Regions from separate parts of the Homo sapiens genome. Here region 2 is linked to region 1. The links are chromatin contacts, found by Hi-C in ENCODE. All regions are on one chromosome and are shown on one strand. Each heading gives the region's core, a stretch centred on a gene start or an enhancer-like site at or near the end of the contact. The rest is flanking DNA. Distances are from core to core; before and after follow the strand shown.

Region 1 (6,304 bases), core at 1-2,500:
ACAGCATCGAAGGGGACCCCAGTTGGTTGCCACTGCTGGCTGGGGTGGTCAGCTTTTATTCCACCTCCCATTTCCCCTTAATTGTGCCCTCCCGTGTTCCGTTTTTGTCCTATCACAGTGCCCTTTTTTCAATCCTCCCTGCAATTGGCTACTTTTAGGATCCTGCTGATTGGTGCATTTTACAGAGTGCTGATTGGTGCATTTTACAATCCCCTTGCTAGCTACAGAGCACTGATTGGTGCGTTTTTACAGAGTGCTGATTGGTACATTTTACAATCCTCTTGTAAGACAGGAAAGTTCTCCAAGTCCCCAGTTTACCCAGGAAGTCCAGCTGGCTTCACCTCTCAATTATATATTGATCACATATTAAAACAATAATATTTTGGATATAGTAGGCTAAAATTATCACAAACAATCTCACTTGTTTTTATTATTTTCGATGTGGCTAATAAAAAATTGAAAATTCACTAATAGCTAACATTTTATTTTTTAGAGGATTACTTCCTTCTTAAAATCTCATGTGTCCTACTCAAAAGACCAGAGGCCAGAAAGGTTATAAAACATTAAAATAATTGTCATTATATTGTTTCCGTTTGTGAACAAGTTTGTGTATGCACGCGTGCATGTGTACGTGTGTGTGCATGTGCGTGCATGCATGCGTGTGTGTATAATTTATATTATAAATGGACCTAACCTTACATACCACAAGGTTAAAAAAATGACCACTGGGCTGTACCAAGCCAAGCACAGAGATAACACCCCAGCCTGGGCCGGGCGTGGTGGCTCACGCCTTTAATCCCAGCATTTTGGGAGACATAGGCGAACAGATACCCTGAGGTCAGGAGTTCAAGACCAGCCTGGCCAACATGGTGAAACCCTGTCTCTGCTAAAAATACAGAAATTGGCCGGGTGTGGTGGTGGGCACCTGTAATCCCAGCTACTTGGGAGGCTGAGGAGAATCGCTTAAACCCGGGAGGCAGAGGTTGCAGAGAGCCGAGTTCGCGCCACTGCACTCCAGCCTGGGCGAGAAGAGCCAGACTCAAAAAACAAACACAAAAAACCTGCCTCAAAGTACCAGGAGGCCAGAGCCTGTCACTCTCGCCTCATTCAGTGCTGTGTATGGTTGCAACTTCTGTCACTCAAGGCCTGAGGCGGGAGACTTACAGCTCTATCCAATTAGAGCGCTGGATTGACAACTGCCGAATGAGGCGCGCAGCAGAGAGGAGGGTGCGGCATCCGGGATCTGGCGCGGCTTTTGCTTGTAGCTCCAGCCAGAGCTCGGTTAGGGCCTCATCGCTCTGCTCCCGCTCCTTAGGGAAGCCTCGGTGATTCTGCCACAGCCTCAGCCTCTGTGGCTCTGTGACCTGCCGGTATTGGATGATTCGTATCTAAGACTCTGGGACACTCCTGAAGTCGGGAAATGGTGAGTGTGCAGGGCAGGGCGTCCCAAGGCTGTGGAGGCCTCATCGGAACCGGCGGGAAATGGCGGCGGTGGGAGGAGTCTGTGAATGGAGTTCCCGCTCAGCCCTCTGTCCTCAGTCCCCTCCGGTGAGGGACCCGCGCTCTTGTCAGTCCCCGTACAGCGGCTCTGGCCCAGCCTGCAGCCCTCCTTGTGCAGCTCTGCGCCGGTAGCCCTGCACTTTCCCCGGGCTGTGGAGTGAGTAGGAGCTCATCCGGAAGACACCGCGGCGGCCTGCGCGGTGCCGGCGTGGGAGGAGCTGTGGTCCGGAATCCCGTCCCTACTTTACCCTGTTCAGAATGAGATTGAGGCCCCATCAAAACATGGAGTTCATGTGAGCAAACAGGACTTATTAATGGGAAAGCTCTGCCGTGGCTCGTGGTTTGGGGACTGCCAGCGGGTCTTGAAGGAAAGGCTTTTGTGAGGTGTGTGAGGAAGCGAAGCAAATCACCTGCCTGCGCCAACTTTGCCGCCAGTCCCCTTGCCCTGTGCGCCTCCTCCGCGTGGCTGTTCCTGAATACGCTGGTGTCTGTTCGCATCTTTTAGAATACGCTGGTGTCGGTGCGCACAGCGCTTCTCTTAGTTCTGTGAGTAGTTCTGCCACATTATTGAACTTGAGGAGGGTGTGGGCGTCCCTGGTTTGTAGGCAGGGGTTCAGAAATGAAGACGGGTGTCCAGAGGCAGGGACTGGCGTCTGCAGGAGAGCAGCTGCGGGAAGAGTGCTGAGCTTGTGGGGTCAGCGCTGACTCTGGGTGGTGTCGTTAGTGAGTTGCTGGACACCCCGTTGGGGTTGGAGCATTGACTGGTGTTGAGGAAACTCCGCAAGTTTTCTGTCAGAAGAAAGACATGGCCGAGTCTGGGTTGGAGGAAGTCACCTGGTGTCCGCAGGAGGCGCGGCCGGGTTCTGCACAGGCGCTGTCCCGCTGGGCACTGTCCTCTTCCTCCAGGCCTCCTCCCGGGGAGAAAGGGGACTGGGAACTTAGAGGAAAGCAGTTCTAAGAAACATCCCTTCCCCGCATCCTGCTGCCAGCCCCCACCCAATGCTAACCCACTCCTGAGCACGCCCACTGGGCATTCGCACGGCCACACCTGGCCTAAGACAGGGTTCTACCCTCAGGAATTGTGCCCATGGCAGTTTTGCTCCTACAGTTTTCTGCCAAAAGCACACGCAGTGCCCAGAAGACTCCTGGCTCATCTCAACCCCAGATCTGTTTAGCAGGAGCCCGTTTCCTTCTCCAACCCAGGCTTCTGGACCATCTGATCTTAATCTCCTATGCCTTTATGGACTCAGGAATCAGTCAGTGCGTAGCCCTGCCTGGGCCTGTACCTGTAGCACAAACCAGTCCTTTCATCAGTTGTGCCCTGCCCCCACCCCATGGCTCTTGATAGCTCCTTGCTGTCTTGTGCTTTTTCCTTCCCCACAAATCCTCTTTTCTGTGCATACAGTGTGCCCAAGTTCATCCCTTACGTGCCTACAAGAATTCAGACGTTAGGGAATTCAAGACCATGCCTTAGACCTGGCTGTTGTAGGAGCAAATACAAATTAGAAGAGGCTTAATGATTTCTCTTTAGAGTGAGGGAAGAATTTTTGCTCTTCTCCCTTTTCTTAAAGCATTTAGGTGGAAAATTTTTATAATTATTTTCACCAGTTTTTGAAATATATGTAAATCATTTTTATCAGTTAAATAGGTCATTTGTCTTTTTTGACTCAGACTTGTCTTTATCTAGGACTTGGGAACTATTGCTTTGAAATGTGAATAGCAAGAATATATCCCACAGTTTCTGTAGGAGGGTGGGAGGCTGCCTTCAGCAGGTACCTGGCTCCACATTGTGGGTCTACGTCCTGTCATGAAGATGTGGGAAGTTTATTTTTCTTTTGAATATTACCAATTAGAAAACCCAGATTACCTCCCAAATTACTAGGTGAAATAATAAACTGTGTAAATGGTGCTTTCAAGTCTTCTACTTAAGAACTAATGGTGACTTTTTTTCTGTGTTTGCAGTCTCTTAGTAGATTGCCTGTGATGCACATCACATTTTGGTTTAATTATATAACAAAACATTTTCTTGCTGTTCTATTATGGTGGAAAATTTTTTTAGGATTGGAGATAATTTTTCTCTTTTTTTTTTTTTTTAAGACGGAGTCTTCGCTGTGTCGCCAGGCTGGAGTGCAGTAGTGCGATCTCGGCTCACCGCATTCTCCACCTCCCAGGTTCAAGCGATTCACCTGCTCAGCCTCCTGAGTAGTTGGGATTACAGGCGCGCCACCACACTCAGCTAATTTTTTTGTATTTTTAGTAGAGACGGGGTTTCGCCATGTTGGCCAGGATGGTCTCCATCTTCTGACCTCATGATCCACCGGCCTTGGCCTCCCAAAGTGCTGGGATTATAGGCGTGAGCCACCGTGCCTGGCTGAAAATTTTTCTTTTAGTCATATTTTCCATGCACTGTTTAGAAGTACTGGACGTTATATACAAAGTGCCCACCAGGCTTCACTTGAGAGAAAAACCTTTCTTCTCAGGATTCCAGCCACAACCCACAATTGTATGACAAAGTGCAGCAAGGTGCTCCCCAAATCTGCAAACAAAATAGTCTCTCTATTTGGGATCTACAGTCCCTTCTAGAGCAGTTAGACTAGATTTCTACAAAAATCACTTCAGGACAGCAATCAGTTATTTCACCTCCTTCAGTGCTCCTGTCATCTTCAGATCTGACACGGATTCAGAGATCACGGGGCCCATAAACCCAACCAGGATCATACATGTGCATTGATTAAACTTGAGAACTTCAATTCTCTCCCTCCTCCCTTTGCCCAAATGCCCGCAAATGTGCATAGCTCACCAGCCCTCCAAGACCTAAATGTGCAGTTCCAAATTCTGAATTTATTTTCTGGGATTTGAGAGAAGAAAAGAACTTTTATTTGAGAAATACATGTTCTTTTAATGATCAGACCCAGAGACTGGTTAAAATGAGACCACAGTGATGTACTGTTCCCGTCTTTGAACTATTTGTCTTTTGAAATTGCTTGCTATTGGCACAAGTGGCTATAAATTAACCTAATAATGCCACACTGGACACTATAATCCACACCCAATAGCTTAACAATGTATATAACCAATCACTAACCAATGTTACTTCTGTAAATAAGAATTCCTGACAACTTTCTATCCTGCCTTCCTTTTTGCCTTTACAAATATACTTGTAATTGGAGTGTATATTCAGGTAGCTTTATACTCCAGGATTGCAGTCTTCAAGCTTTGGCCCCAGAAAACTCTCTACTTATATTATGTTTATCCCAGTATTTCCTTTTAGGTCAAAATATTCTTAAGAATGTGTTGAAGGAGCCTCCATGAGGTGATCTCTCCTCTGGTTTTACTCTGCTTACTCTAACCCCTAAGAATGTAGAGGCACATTGATCCCACCTAGAATCTGCATACAAAAGTTGGCCTCTGCCTGGGATTCCCAACACTGGACCAGACTTTGGGTTGAAGACATACGAAAAACTCACAGAAGACATTTTCTGCATCATGAGAGGTCAATGTAGACATCTTAAGCCCCATTTTTAGAGTGGGGCCCTTTGAGTTTTCCAGATCTTGTTCAGTGACCTGCTACAGCTGTGTGAGAGGCTTCTGATGGGAACAGAATCCTGTGGCAGAATCTTTAAGTGTAAACAAGCATCTTAGCAGTGGGAGGTAAGGCCACAAAATATCCAGAGCCTTAATGACAACCATAATCACAAGTGTACCTTCCTCCTCTATACTGTGTTATGGGAGTAGAGTACTTTTGTCCTTCTTCTTACCTCAGAGTTAGCTGATCAGGGACAGGGGATATCACATCTGGAGCCAAGATGTGCAGGACCACCAGGACAGCGCCATTTTCTGTTTGCACCACACAAAGTCAGCCTGAGTGTCTCCTCCGTGGATCACTATGAGGGCATCATTACTCAGCATCTTTGAGTAATGAGACATTTGAGGATGTCATGTGCAGACTGGGGTCAGTCTGACAAGGTCTAATTCTGCTCCCATTTCAGAGGAAGATAAGTGACTCATGCAGGGTTTGTTCCTCCCCTCACAGAAAGAATCTCCTTGGTTTGTACCCAGATAAGAATTGCTCCAGTTTTCTGGTTCTTTGGTGAAAAATGAGGAATCTGGAGACTCAAACTGATCAATAAGCTAATTGCTTCTATTTCATATGATCATTAGAAAAAGACATAAAGCAGTCATGGTCCCTACCATCAAGGAACTTGCAGTCTAGAGCACATGAATAAATGATTGAATTCAGCATCGTGTGTTCAGTACAAAGACAGAAACTGTATGGAGACTTAAGCTTAATTTGTGTTACTTCCCTTTTATTGTTTTGTGAGTTTTAATGCCACCATCTGATCAGCTGTTCATTGACAGAAGAGAAATTGTTGTTATTATTTGTGTTGTTTTTACCTTGCTAAGAATAAATAATTAGCTTCTAATATAATTGGTCTAGAAAAACATAAGGGTTTTGGTTAAATTCCTTGTTATTGTGTGTTATAATGTTATAAAATAGGGAATTAGCTAAAATAGATTAAGATACAGAAACTCTGGGAATCAAATTTCTCTTGGGCAGGCTTAGAAAAGACAAAACTGAAAATACTTACGGGCATAGAGAGCAGATGCCTAGGGCCCACCTTCTGTCCCAGTTCTGCCCAGATCCACCCTCTGCTGAACCTTGTCCAGGTCTTACCCCACACTGAAATCTCTCACAGAACTGCTTAGAGGAGATCAGAGTTTGGGGTGGCTACCCCTACTGCCTCTCCAGAGCTGGTGCTCACAATTTCCTGATACCCAAAAGCAGATAAATGAGGAAAAGCAA
Region 2 (6,138 bases), core at 2,055-4,554, 1.2 Mb after region 1:
TCATGGGCTCAGAGTGCACACTGATTGGTTTGTGAGGATGCAAAAATGGCTAAAACAAAGGCATCACTCAAAGGTGGGGACAACAGTGTAAAAAGCAATTAGGGGCTGGGTGCGGTGGCTCACGCCTGTAATCCTAGCACTTTGGGAGGCTGAGGTGGGTGGATCACAAGGTCAGGAGATTGACACCATCCTGGCTAACACGGTGAAACCCCATCTCTACTAAAAATACAAAAAAAATTAGCTGGGCGTGGTGGCGGGTGCCTGTAGTCCCAGCTACTCGGGAGGCTGAGGCAGGAGAATGGCGTGAACCTGGGAGGCAGAGCTTGCAGTAAGCCGAGATCGTGCCACTGCACTCCAGCCTGGGAGACAGAGCGAGACTCCATCTCAAAAAAAAAAAAAACCAAAAAAACAACCAACCAACAAACAAAAAGCCAATTAGGGAAGGATAGGTATATGTAAAATAGGTGAAGGGTGGGGACCAATCAGAGGAAAGCATGCCAGGCAGGAAGACAGGTTCCCAATCTAGTCCATGGATTTACCTGGGACTTGTAGGTCGGCTTTAAACTGTCTTCGGCTTGAAGGTCGGGTTTCACTGGGTAACTGCTCGGTCTGCCTCCTGCCACTATTAACGTGAAGGGAGAGTTGGACATGCCTCAGTATCCCCTCCTCCCTTTCGAGTTCAGGCACAAAACTTACCAGCATTAACATTAAAACAGAGATCTTAAGACTGACAAAACAGACTCTGTAGCAATAAGATGCCAAATTCCAACTTGACTCTAGTAGAGCATCACATGACAGATAGCTGGCCTTGAAGGAAATCAAAGTGTTTTACCCCAAAATATATTTCTTTGACATATTTTGAAAGGGCCCTGCAAAGCTGTCTCTTGTGGGAGAAATTTACATTCTGTAGGGAATCCCTTGCCCTTCCTTTCCGGGTCTTTTCTGATTCTGAAGAAGTTAATGGTTAACTGAGAGTCTAGCAGCTCTTGTTTTTTTTTTTTTTTTTTTTTTTTTTTAGGAGTCTCGCTGTGTCACCCAGGCTGGAGTGCAGTGGTGTGATCTTGGCTTACTGCAACCTCTGCCTCCCAGGTTCAAGTGATTCTCCTGCCTCAGCCTCCCAAGTACCTGGGACTACAGGTGAGTGCCACCACATCCAGCTAATTTTTGTATTTTTAGTAGAGACAGGGTTTTACCATGTTGGCCAGGATAGTCTTGATCTCTGACCTCGTGATCCGCCCGCCTCGGCCTCCCAAAGTGCTGGGATTACAGGCGTGAGCCACAGCACCCGGCCAAGTCTAGCAGCTTTTTAAGATCTAGATATGAAACATTTGCCATCTATTGCTTCTAATGGTGGCCACCTATGAGGCTTCATCTATGTAATAAGAACGTTGGTCTCCACAACCCCTTTTAACCCAGATGCTCCTTTCTCTCGATTCCAGATCTTTAGATAAGCACTCTTTCAACCAAATGCCAATCAGAAAATCTTTGAATCCACCTGTGAGCTGGAAGCCCCGCTGTGCTTTGTGTTGTCCTGCCTTTTCGGACCAATGTAAATCTCACATGTACTGATTGATGCCTACATCTCCTTAAAACGTATAAAATCAAGCTGTAACCCAACCACCTTGGGCATGTGTTCTGAGGACCTCTTGAGGCTGTGTCACTGGTCATGATCCTTAACCTTGGCAACATAAACTTCTAAACTGATTGAGATCTGTCTCAGACACTTTTTGGTTTACAAAAGGACTAATTCAAATACAGTTTTATCTTCCAACATAAGAAAACCTAGAATGAATGACTCAAAGGTTGTAGAGGGTTAAACAACCTCTCCAACGTGCAAACCTCTGCCTTATAATTCCTAAGTATTTCTGACTGTAGATGGTACTAGGATAGGATCATTTTACCATGGAAATGAAACCCGTGTCCTTTCCTTTGGGTTAATCTTGAATCCCTGGTGAAGTGAAGGCAGTCTCTAAGAGGAGTGCAGTCCATCCAACTGCTGCAGTGCTCCTGTGTACTACTGGGACCATCCCGGAGAGTGGCAGACACGATGCGAACCGTGAAAGGACGCAAAGAGTACAGAGTGCATGCTTCCATCTCTATAGGAAGGTCAGGAACGCTGTTACGGGGAGCAGGGTTAGAATGATGGGGATATAGCCCGGGAAGGGGCAGAGGAGCTTTCTGTGCCACGGGAAATGTCCTAAATCTCAACCAGGACACGGTTAGATAAAAGTGCAAATATGGGTGAAAATTCATTAAAGCTGTATAGTTAAGATTTGTGCACCTCACTGTAAAACTTACTTCAAATGTCTAAAAGACTGGAGTCTGCAGCCACACACTTGAGGAATAACACTTTCCTTAGTCCCAACTCCTGTTTAAGTAAGACAGAGAAAGATTCCACAGTGCGGGTCGGATGTCTTGCGGCTGTAACATGTAGCAGCCTCCAAGCGGAGGTTCTCCCTTCATCGCTGTGTCACCTTAGATGTTTTTCCTTTGTTTAAACACCAAATATTTTAAAAGTTGTTTAGAAATGTGTTATGTGAAACACAAGGTGGTTTAATTGGGACGTCATTTCCTAATTAATAAAATCTAATTTCAGTTTTATTTTGGAAAGGAGGGAGACGGGTGGTGTTTGAAAGGCTGAGAATGTGAAGTGGCTGAAATGAAGGCAGCGCACGACCTGGATGCCAGCGCTGCCCGCCCTGCAAGGAGAGGGCGGAGAGGCCACACGCTTCTCATGCTTCGGGAGTTTCTGTCCATAAATCAGTTTTAGGTACTGGGCCTTTCCTCTTCCGTTGGGAAGTCGGAGGTTCCACATCAGGATTCCAGCAGCTGTAAATCGGTCAAAATAAGGCCAAAGAAAAATAGCTGGCTACAGGCGCATGCGGCCAGGCGTTTTGTTGGCGTTGCCCTTGGTACCGCAGGCACGAGGGACCCACAGGGGACCACCCCGCGGGAGCCCCAAGTAACTGGACGGACGCCAAGTCCCCCAGCCCGCTCGGCCCCAGCTCCACCCGCCCGGGCCGCAGCCCGCACCCCATCGGCCCGCCCCGGGCCAGGAGCATCCCCAGCTCCGGCGTCTGCGGCCTGAACCCGGTAGCGAATTCAAGGTGGAAACCGCCAGCCGGGGCTATCGTTGATTGGCTGAACGAGAGGAAACCCGGCAGTGATTGGTTCGCGCCTTCTTCCGCCTCCGGCCGACTGGGCGGATACGATTGGTGCAGGGGCATCGGCCCGCCCCCATCCTGCTCCGGCCGGCGCGTGGCGTCATTTCCCGGCGTGCAGCGCGCTCGCGCGTCCCCCGCCCGCTAATGTTTTGGCCGCTTCAAGATGGCGGTGCAGGAGTCGGCGGCTCAGTTGTCCATGACCCTGAAGGTCCAGGAGTACCCGACCCTCAAGGTGGGCGCCTGCGCCGCGCAGGCTGAGGGCAGCGAAGGCGTCTCCAGCCAGTGCCCTCGGGCCGCGAGGGGCCGCCCCGGGAGGGCCAGCGGCGAGGGCGGCGGGAGCTGGGCGCGGCCTCGCGGGGCCGTGCGGGCTTCTCAGGGGCGCCCGGTCCGCGCCGGGCAGGTGTGGCGGGGGCGGCGGCTTTGGCCCTGCCAGGCGCCCGACTGTGGCCCCTCTGCTTGAAGAGCTGCGTGAGCCGAGCCAGCGACGACTCTGGCAGCGCTAAGGGTGGCGAATTTGGGGCTGGGGTGGAAGCCGGAGTTTGCGGGGCGTGGGGTCTCTGGCGCCCAGGCAGACGGAGTGCGCGGCGTGCCCAGCCAGTGCCCGGCCGCCCTCCCGGGAGCCCAGGGCTGGGAGGTGCCGGCTGCGCCGGTCGCTAGTTAGGAACTGTAGGGAGAAACCTCACGGCCTGATGGCACCCAGCGACCTTTTTGATGGGCGTCACCAAACCTGAAATACAGCTCTTGCCGTCCGGCTGCCGGTTGCGTGACCTTGGGTGGTCACCTAGCCACGTCGCACTTCTTAGAATGAAATTTGTGCTCCTAGTAGAAGGAGCCGATACTTGTTCTTTACCTAGTTAGTAGAGGATTTGATATGAAGCACCTGGGAAGGAATTCCTTAAAAGATCAAGGTCATAGCTTTCCTAGAGCTGCGGCTGAGCTTCGTGGTTCTGTGTTGCCTTCCTGGAGAGCTGCGTAGTTTCTCTCTCCTCCCAGAGCGCCCTGGTGTTCACGTCCGTCTGAGGACGGACGGTGTGGCGACAGGTGTGGAGGATGCAGTATGGCCAGGTTGCTGTGCGTTCCCCCAGCCCCAGGGCAGTTCAGCGAAGGGCTGAAGAGCACAGGCTGTGAGCCATCCTGCTGGGGTGTGAATCAGGCTTCTCTGTATTCGTCCTTACTGGGAGACATCAGGGCCCGGTTGGTGACTGTTTATTCTTGTCAGGTTTAAGCAGTGGTAGCGCCTGTGTCACCTCAGGGTGAAATGAGTGACCACGTATTGTTTCAAACAGTGCCTAGCATTCATTAAAAGGTCCCTGCTACAGTTAGCGCTGCTGAAGTCAGGCTGTACCCTGCTGTAGCTGGTCTTCATAGGAAAGCAGAAGCAAGCTTCTCCTCCTCTTTATTAACTAGCGGTTTATTTCATATTTTTAAAAAGAAACGGGGTTTCACTGTTGCCTAGGGTGGTTTTGGATTCCAGGACTTAAGCGATCCTCCTGCCTTTTGACCTCCCAAAGCGCTGGGCTGACAGGTGTGAGCCACGCGCCCGCCACACTAATGGTTTCGCAGTGGGGTTTCATGGTGCTTGTGTGTCCAGCACTTCTTTTGATCAAGGAAGGGAGGGCAATGTTGCTGACGTTACCAAAGGTCTAGCCTCTTGCTAGATCCCTCCAAGATGTAGGTGGTTGGTTTTTAATACTCAGTGACATTGGTGGATCTCTGTTGGTTTAGAGATGGAGACCCTGCAGCTGAGAGAAGTCTATACAAGGACATTGTGGTGATATTAGTAGGGAGTCCTAACCACTGACCACTTTGTCTCACGCAGTGCACCTCCAGGCCTGTCATTTCAGCTAACACACAAGAAGGTTTGAAGATCAGAACCGTGGTGGTTTGTCACTTCTGGTACTGGCTGGTGAATGTGGGAAACACTAGATAGGAAAAGTTTCCAGAAATCCTTTCATTGTGTATTGAAGGAACTAGGAAGGGAGATGGAAGGTCTCCGGAAAGGATTCTTCTTCAGGTCTTCTGCTGTTTTGTAATCGTGAATGTAATTTGTATTCCAGAGTGATTGCATAGCTTCTGATTAAAATAGTCATGCAGATAGTCATACAGGTAAAGAAATATTATAGTGTCATAATTTCTCTGTTGACACTTGTGTCACTACTGAGTTAAAACTTTTTTTCATAGAAGTTTTCAGGAGTGATTCCTAGTGGATAATGGAGGTGTTTTGCTGGGAAACTAGGGATCCTTGATTTAGAAGCATTTATTGGTATAGAACTAAACAGAACATGCTGAGCTCACAGCTCAAGAGCTGCACTCTTCAGTTTCCAGGAGGGGCCAGTGCAGATGTCAGAGAAGGGACCGAGGGCTGCAGGACCGGGGTTGTGGAAGGTGGGGGGTGGATGTTCTGCTTCTCTAGTCTGAGAGCAAGTCCTCCTGCAGGGTGGTAGCAGCTGGCATGCTCTGGACTGGATCTTCACCTGGTAATAGTTAAACTGCTTTCCTGCCATGTGAGTCCTCCACAGACTCACAGGGGATTCCTTTCTCTTCAGAGGGCTTGGTAGCCCTAGGTGGGTTTCAGCAGTAACACTTGGGATGTCTGCTTCCTCACAGCGTCAGGGCGGCTGGTGGGGCTCCTGGGTGCCTGGCAGGTACTTATTTTTCTATTTTCCTGGTGAAGTGGGAAGAGAATGGAACAGACGTGAATTGCTGCAGCCAACACGCACTGACCTTGGGCACCTCTGTCGTCATGAGCTTCTATTTCCACCAAAGGGGTGGACCGGCCTGCGAACGTTTGGGCTGGAGGAGCCTTTGTCGGTGGTGGGGGCTGTGCAGTCTAGGATGTCTAGCAGCATCCCTGGTGTCTGCCTGCCAGATGCCAAGAGCATGCCCCCAAAATGTCTTCAGACATTGCTAGATGTGCCCTGGGGGCATGCACACACCCCTGAGAATTGCTGGGCTGGATCCTGCTTTAAGGGAC

Evidence for each region. A loop is a pair of places that touch in the nucleus more often than their neighbours do. Pooled maps may share reads with other maps.
Region 2: a loop to region 1 is called in a pooled map, with 10 times the contacts of the local background. The contact joins the promoter of MAEA here to the promoter of ZNF718 in region 1. A Hi-C loop is called at or near these places in 6 of 50 pooled maps.

The regions. Positions count from the first base shown.
Region 1 is chr4:123,251-129,554 of GRCh38, forward strand. It overlaps ZNF718 (zinc finger protein 718), which reads left to right and starts at 1,251. Exons shown (of 4, transcript NM_001039127.6): 1 at 1,251-1,423. The coding sequence starts at 1,421. LOC124900641 reads right to left here and starts at 2,341. Exons shown (of 1, transcript XM_047416469.1): 1 at 1-2,341. The coding sequence starts at 1,998. The coding sequence ends at 1,522. RefSeq lists enhancers at 1,236-1,675, 1,966-2,165, 2,426-2,485.
Region 2 is chr4:1,286,587-1,292,724 of GRCh38, forward strand. It overlaps MAEA (macrophage erythroblast attacher, E3 ubiquitin ligase), which reads left to right and starts at 3,305. Exons shown (of 9, transcript NM_001017405.3): 1 at 3,305-3,396. The coding sequence starts at 3,328. LOC105374347 (a long non-coding RNA gene) reads right to left here and starts at 2,985. Exons shown (of 3, transcript XR_925046.3): 1 at 2,299-2,985; 2 at 540-622. It overlaps LOC105374346 (a long non-coding RNA gene), which reads left to right and starts at 1,017. Exons shown (of 2, transcript XR_925043.3): 1 at 1,017-1,137; 2 at 1,440-1,708. RefSeq lists silencers at 2,826-3,235, 3,336-3,615, 4,704-4,886.